Linked DNA regions of Homo sapiens: region 2 is linked to region 1. The links are chromatin loops, found by intact Hi-C in ENCODE. Cell type or tissue: ascending aorta. All regions are shown on one strand.

Region 1 (4,000 bases):
CATCAACTGGAAAGGTTGATTTTTCCCCACACAGTGAGAACATGTTGTATATGTGTGGCCTGAAGGAGAGTGTGGCCTGAAATTGGGAACATCTGAATGGGTGATTCCAGGATTAGGCAGGGTCCAGGGTATGACGAGGCGGGCAGTCATTGTGGCTGTGGTGAAGCGGGGGGTAAATGTGCCTGAGGGTGAGAACGGAAGGTACTGAGAGCTGGGTATTGGCTGGGCCATCCCCCGGACAGCAATGCATGTGCTGGGTTATGCTTGCACAAAGCAATCTCTCGTGTTTCCTCTACCTCAGGACAGCAGTTTCCCAGTACATTCTTCCTGGGCACCTGTTCCCTGTGTCTTAGTCACTGAACAAAAAATACTGTCTTTTTTTCTGTTGAAATTTTAAGTGACCAACAAGGGAGTATAAGGTTGGTGAGACCAAAAAAATATGTCTTTATTTTTTTATTAAAATTTTTTTTTGTTATTTATTGTTATCTTACAGAAGAAAGCTCTGCCACAAGAAAATCTGTTTTTAGAAACTGAGAATGCCGGCCATGCGCGGTGGCTCACTCCTGTAATCCCAGCACTTTGGGAGGCCGAGGTGGGCAGATCCCCTTGAGGTCAGGAGTTCAAGACAAGCCTGGCCAACATGGTGAAACCCTGCCTCTATTAAAAGTACAAAAATTAGCTGGGCATGGTGGTGGGCGCCTGTAATCCAAGCTACTCGGAAGGCTGGGGCAGGAGAATCACTTGAACCTGAAGGGCGGAGGTTGCAGTGAGCCGAGATTGTGCCACTGCACTCCAGCCCGGGCAACAAGAGTGAAACTCCGTCTCAAAAAAAAAAAAAAAAAAAAAAAGTAAAGAAAAAGAAAAAGAAAAGAAAGTGGGAATGCCTTCCTCTCTCTCTTCACTTCCCCTGCAATGTCTACTGCTTCCTTAAAACTGCCTTATGTCCATTTGAATAGAGTAATCTCTATATCAGCAGACAAATACGTCTCTCTGGCTTTGTTATAATCATGCATGTGTTAAAGTATCAGATTTGTGTCATTCCCCTGACAGGATAAAACTTCCTTGCCTGGATACCTCCAGATCCGCTCCCATTTGCTAGGGCTCCCACCAACACCATTTTACAAGCAGGGAGGCAAAAAACGGACAGTCACTTCCTGTACTTCTCTCTCCCACCTTGAACTGAAATGGGCTTGCCTTTGGATTGCACCAGTATGCTAGTATTCTCATTCACAGAATGCGGGGTCCTCCGAATTAGAATTATGCTACCACTTCAGATTTCTAAAAAAAGGACACTAAAATAAAATAATTTCCTATAGTATAAAAATGCTCCTTCCCCACGATCACTCCAGCAGTTACAAGTCTACGTTACGCAAACTTAAAAGATGTTAAACCCGCTCCATTTCTTTTTTTTTAACCTTCAAATTCTGTCCATGATATTTTGTTTTGTTTTCCTTTTTCCTCCTCCCTCCCCTCTTTGCTTCATTTCTTCATCAGAATGTGTGCTGAGGTTTCAAATGCTTCACTTTAGTGCTGGATCTGCAACAACGTGATGGTTTCTATTTTCATCCTTTTACTTTCAGCCATGCAGGCACTGCCAAGGATGTGCCCTTTCTGCATACTCTGGCAGCTCTTCCCTGCCTGGGTGCTTTTCCTGGCAGACTCTGCTGGAATGCTTTCTTTAGTAAAGGAGGCAAATGGAACCAGGACACAGAGACCTTGGACACTGTTTCTCCTTCTGCCCATCTCTTTCTCCTTCTAGCCCTCCATTCAAACATCAGTTGAGCACCTGCTGGTGCCAGGCCCAAGAGAGGCATGAAACGAGGCACTAGACATGCAACAATAAAAAAACTGTCCTTGGGCCGGGCGCGGTGGCTCACACCTGTAATCCCAGCACTTTGGGAGGCCGAAACGGGTGGATCACCTGAGGTCGGAAGTTCGAGACCAGCCTGACCGACATGGAGAAACCCTGTCTCTACTAAAAATACAAAAAAATTAGCCAGGCATGGTGGCGCATGCCTGTAATCCCAGCTACTCTGGAGGTTGAGGCAGAAGAATCGCTTGAACCCGGGAGGTGGAGGTTGTGGTGAGCCAAGAACGCGCCACTGCACTCCAGCCTGTACAACAAGAGCAAAACTCGGCCTCAAAAAAAAAAAAAAAAAAAAACTGTCCTTGCTCTCAAGGTACTACCCTCTGTGATCTCAGGCAAACTAGGCTCTTCTCAATTCACATGATGACATATGAGGAAACTAAGTCAGATGATTTCTTAAAAACTTTCTGTTTTAACAGCTATGATTTTAAAGAGTTATTTTAATGGATGCTCTCCTGCTATTTATTCTACCCGGAGCAATTTCTCCGTACATTTTAACATGCTTCTAGTCCTTTCTCTTCTATCAATTGGTATGTGTTCCAAGAATATGAAGGTATTTAAATATCAAAATAAATACTTTTTTTGTAATTATGATGTGACTATACATTCATTAAGAATGATGCTCACAAAAGATGTTCATGACATGGAAAGAGGTACACACTGTAATGCCAAGTGAAAAAAACAGAGGTAGGGAAGAGAGGTGGAACACTAGGTATTAAGTTATTTGTTAATGCCAACATTTTAACAGTGGTTACCCTTGAATGGTAGGATTATAAATGTTTAAAGGTTTCTACTTTATTTTTTAAAAATAAGGCATACCATAATCATGTTTTTATAACAAAATAAAGGTATGTTTAAATATACAGAAGTGATTGTTTTTGCAGCAAAAATTTCAGTATGTATGCCAAAGCCAGATGTGAATAATTCTAAAAATATGCTTTGCTTTGAGTGTGCCAAACATGTCTATTACAATGATTTTTTTTTTTCTGGATTCTAAGCTTACATAATTGGTCAAATTCTGGTACCTTTTTGAGAGGTGATAATCTTAAAACACTTTAGAAAAATCTGAGGGCATTGAGAAGAGAAAGGAAAAAACCTGCACAATTTATTCATCTGTCAAAAATGTAAGGCTTTATTTAGGAGCTTGCATTTATTAGGAAAGGTGAAAGTGCAGGTCACTGAGAGGTTATTTCAGGAAAAGGCTCTGCAGATGATTTCGTCACTTCAAACAGGTGCCATGATGTGTTTGCTCAAGCACAATTTGGGATATCAGATCACAAACTCAGGGAGGCCACAAATGCCAAATGGTACAAGTAAAATACTTAAAAGACAAGGCCCTTCCTCCATGTTACGAAAGGAAAAAAATCCATATGAAATAACAAAAAATCTGGCTACTGCTTGGTGTGACCGACAACAACCCACTCCCCATACTGGAGAAGGGGCAGGAAAAATAAATGCAGAAAGAAGCCGGTAGCTGAGAGAGAGAACTCACTTTGGTTTTTGGGAGAGCCATGAGAGAAGGCATTTGACCTTTTCCAGCTCATCACCTACAGGTCGATATTTCCAACAAGTCATTTTGTAACCTGTCATTCCAAAACTGAGAGGCTAAAAAGAAGACTGCACTGTCAACCAGACACTTGGGACTCCAGAAGGTGTGGACAAAACTTCACATGTCAGTCACAGCCACCAAGAGGGGTTAAAGAGATAGAAACAGGGAAAAATGTACTGTCAGTCAGCTCATTTGGCCTCTGGAACAAGAGGCCTTTTTAAAAACTTTTAATTTCAAATTTTGTGGGTACACAGTAGGAGTATATATTTATGGAGCATATGAGAAAATTTGATACACGCATGGAATGTGTAATAATCACATCAGGGTAAATGGGGTATCCATCCCCTGAAGTATTTATCCTTTGTGTTACAAACAATCCAATTACAATACTCTTTTAGTTATTTTTAAAAGTACAATCAAGCAAGATTTCTCACTGAGCCATGCTACTCAAAGTGTGGTCTTCTGACACTGGCTTCACTATAAGCTTGTTAGAAATGCAGAATCCGGGCTGGGTATGGTGGCTTATGCCTGTAATCCCAGCACTTTGGGAGGCTGAGGCTGGTGGATCACTTGAGGTCAGGGGT
Region 2 (4,000 bases), 730 kb before region 1:
AAAGGGGTGAGCCACCGCACCCAGCCCAAAGAAAAACTGATATCTATTTAGATCAACTAAATATACATTTTTTAGTAAATCTGCATGGATAAGAAAATTCTTAGCCAGAAAGAAAGACTATTTTTGCCACAGAAAGCAACCATTTATCAAAAATTTAAGTTTAACATACATTTTTAATAAACAAAAATAATTTCAAAAGAAAAAAATAGGCAATATTTTAAGCAGGGCTGTATGACCGTGAGTCCTCCTGATTTCAGACAGAAACACACTGCCCTCCCTGTGCCTCCAGCACATGCACAGCCTATAACCAAGAGAAACTGAGTCATAAGGTGGCAAGGTCATCGACTTGCTGACTCTTATCTGAAGGAATGTCTCCTTTTTGCCCAGACACAGGTCTCATGAAGGCACAGATTAACAAGTATATAAAGCTAAGACATGAGGCTTCAGAGCAGCACAAAAATTTTCGTGGCATTAGGACAACTTATCCTGGAAGAATGCCGTGCACTAGGAATTATGCCCACACCTTCATTCCTGCTAGGGGAGGGGAGCCCTGGAGCCCCCTCTCCCAGAAGCAGACAACCACGATAGACCCCTTCCACAATACTCAGCTCCTGTGGCTCCTTTCGTCCTGGCCAAGAGAGCTCAGGACTCTGTGTCATGCTAAGGTCCTGGTGCCATCACTTAAATGGCCACGTGAAAGGCAGGTCAGAACCCTGTTCCTGTCATGTCCCAGGACTTACAATAAGCCTGCTGGGAATGCCTACCGGTGATCTCCTACAACTGATTTTTCAGTGGGGAATTAAAGTAAACAGCATGTTTCATGTGGGCCTCTGGAACAGTTTTTTACTTCCTTGCTATAACTCACAGTCATTAAAGAAAGGCAGTGATACTGCTACTTACATCTCTAAATGGAGGGATATGTGGCCCCCAGTTCCACCTTCTGCTGGGAGGGTGCCTAAGATCGCCCTTTGCTTTGTAGTTCCGTGGCCCCATCAAACGAGGGTCACCCTGCACTACTAATTTCTACCAGTCAGTCACAGGGAGCACTGGAGATCCGTGGGGTGGACGCATTACCTTAGGAGGCTTAAACTCCAAGCCAACCTCGGTGCTGTGTATGTAATACATATACTTTGTAAACACCAGATACAACCTTGCTATGTGGATCTGATATTTTCTTCACCCACAGCATTTCACAAAATCCTACAGGCAATCAGTCACAAAGCCAGCTGCCCTCTAACATTATGCACTGTGACCAAAATGGGAAAATGACACACCTTTGTCAACACAGGCACCTTTTAGAAATGCTTCTACCAGCTGCTCACAGATGGCTCCTCCAGCAGACTCTTCACAGCTACTCGGCAGCCACATGGGCCATGCCATACACATGAAGGCTCAGCCCACCCAGAGAGGACATCAAAAAGTGCGAAGGGATCCACAGTTATACGCAGGCACGCCATGAAAACAACCTGGGGACACCACTCAAGCCTACTACAGGTATTCTTACAGGGGGACAGCTTCCAAAGGCAGCCAGCAGACGAGTAGCTGTTTCCCCACAATGGCCACAGCAGGTAGAGGCTTTTGGAGACATCCATGAAATAAAACCCTGCAAGCCCAGGCACCAGCCGTGTGTGCCCTCGGAACAAGGCCAAGAGTCAGTCCCTGGGGAACTGGGGAGGTTGGTAGGCAGGCCAGCAACCCTACCCCCTGCCCTGGTAATGGCAGTCAGTGTTTCTGCTGCGCAGCCCAGAGGCTGGAGAGCTCGGAGAGATGCCCCCTGGCTGCAGCTCACACCAGCCACTCCCAGCTTCTCAGTCCCCGTGGAGGCTGCCTAGACTACCGCAGGGATGGAAGCTTGCAGCTGAAGACCTGGTGTGAAACTAGTACTCTCCAACCCCATCCTTAACATCCTTGTTGCTTTGCCTCCTGGCCTCTGGTGGGGAACTGATCTTTCCTCTGAAGGGCATTGACCAGCAAGCCACCTCCATCTGCTCTGTCCCTGGTGAGAGTTCCTGGGACAATAAGCCTAGGACCAGAGATGGAACTCCCAAGGCCCTTCTTCTAGCCAGACCATGGCCCTTTTCACTGGCTTTTCACTCCTTTCGCTGGACAGCAACCGATAGGACTTGCTAATAGCAAATTTTGAAATTTTACGTCACAAAATCACAAGACTCCACCCACAATGGTTCCAAGTCCCCGAAGCCCATTGTTGGGTATATATCGACCTCAGTGCAATTTATCATTCAAATTAGTCTTTTTGCCACATTTAAGCTGGACTGTACCACCAACAAAAGTGACTTGGAGCTGGCAGCAGTCCTCATTTCAGCTAGGAGAGAGGCGGCTCCCTCCCTGCTTTAGAAAACCAAATTGTTTTGCCTCTAGCTACATAATTGCTCCTGAGGACTACGGCATAATAAAGGATATTTTTAGGCCAGGCGCGGTGACTCATGCCTGTAATCCTAGCACTTTGGGAGGCTGAGGTAGGTGGATCACTTGAGGACAGGAGTTCGAGACCACCCTGGCCAACATGGTGAAACCCCGTCTCTACTAACTATACAAAAAAAAATTAGCCAGGTGAGTTGGTGTATGCCTGTAATTCTAGCTTCTCGGGAGGCTGAAGTGGGAGGATTGCTTGAATCCGGGAAGTGGAGGTTGCAGTGAGCCGAGATTGCGCCACTGCACACTCCAGCCTCGGTGACAGCAAGACTCAGCCTCAAAAAAAAAATAATTATTATTAAATAATCTTTTCATTTCCCAAGAAACATGTTCTATTTACCACTTTCAATCCTCAGTTACATCTAACCTGCCTGTAAAACACAACACCATAGCATGGAGTCCACCTTTATAAAGCCTAGAAACATTCTTTACCATGAGTCTGCAAAAAAAAAAACAACTAAAAGGCTTCTTCCCTTGTGAAACTCTAAAAAGACGTTTTGTTTCCTTACAGAAAAGGCTCAAAAGAATTTGGGTAGGAGGACAAAGAAAAATATCAAATATAATTTTAAGCACAGTTTAAACATTTTGTTTTAAATATTTAATTTTTGTTTGTTAAAGCCAGTAAAAATACAGTGGAAAGAAACCAGGTCTGTGGTTCCCAAACACCTCCGGGGCAGTAGTTCCAATTTCACCTGGGGCACTTGTTCAACAACAGATAGATATCCAAGTCCCACACCCAGAGACTCTGACTTGGAAAATCCAGGGTGGGGCCCAGGAATCTGTAGTATTTTAAAGTACCCCAAATAATTTCAGGAGAAAACTAAATGTAGAAAACAATTACTAAGTAAATAGGCATTTAAATGCTGGTGTTTAGTCCTAATCTTGTCTCAGTGTAGTCCCAAGGGTCACAAGGACACATTTTAAAGTCCTGCTTGCCGCAGGCCCTGCCTTGGAGCTCACTGACGTCTGAGGGAAGGCCCAGTATTTTTTAGAAGGGCATTCCAGGTAAATTTGGGAAACATTAGGGTGGGAAAATGCTCTCTACTAGAGGCAAACTGAGTTTTGGTCACAGCTTTATAAGAAACTAAGTCTGTGATCCTCACGAAGACCCAGGCATCTCCTGTCCACAGTGGCACAAATCACTCCTAGGTTTTGTCATAGCTGAAATAAACGCCAGTACAATTAAGGTACATTAGAAGAAGGCAAGCTCTCCCAGCAAGAACACAATTGGGCAAAGGAAATAGTGAATACAGCAGCATATAACACTTTATGATGAGCTTTGCTTTGGGTGGATGATAAAAAAAGAAAAAAAGGCTGGAATTGATAGGATAAACAAAAGCTACTTAACTGTTATGGGCACTGTAATCTATGAAACCACTGGCCTCATAGTTCTTATGATCTACATCGGAAATACATAAATATACACATATAATATATATAGCAACTCTGATAAAAACCTGGAAATAAAACAATTTAAAACACTTTAAACCAAAACTTCTTGCTTTTACTTGGGTTAATTTAACCATAAAAAAATGATACCGATCTTAATTAAGAGGTTTGTAAAGTA

Evidence for each region. A loop is a pair of places that touch in the nucleus more often than their neighbours do. Peaks named below come from ENCODE experiments on the same cell type or tissue, not always from the same donor. Only the 100,000 strongest peaks of a DNase experiment are listed, where the experiment ranks them.
Region 2: it touches region 1 in a loop (5-fold over the local background); 1 of 110 quality-filtered maps calls a loop at or near these places.

Annotation. Positions count from the first base shown.
Region 1 is chr18:21,456,128-21,460,127 of GRCh38, reverse strand. All of the region lies in intron 15 of GREB1L (GREB1 like retinoic acid receptor coactivator), which reads right to left. Among named protein-coding and RNA genes, the nearest start is that of GREB1L-AS1, 7.1 kb to the right of the region's middle. In ascending aorta, no CTCF peak of the experiment used is centred here; a DNase peak (open chromatin) is centred at 1,647; H3K4me3 peaks cover 711 bases; H3K27ac peaks cover 2,543 bases.
Region 2 is chr18:22,183,225-22,187,224 of GRCh38, reverse strand. The region is part of intron 6 of GATA6 (GATA binding protein 6); the gene reads right to left. Among named protein-coding and RNA genes, the nearest start is that of GATA6, 16 kb to the right of the region's middle. In ascending aorta, a CTCF peak has its summit at 1,768; DNase peaks (open chromatin) are centred at 331, 694, 1,694, 2,399 and 1 weaker place; H3K4me3 peaks cover 3,006 bases; H3K27ac peaks cover 4,000 bases.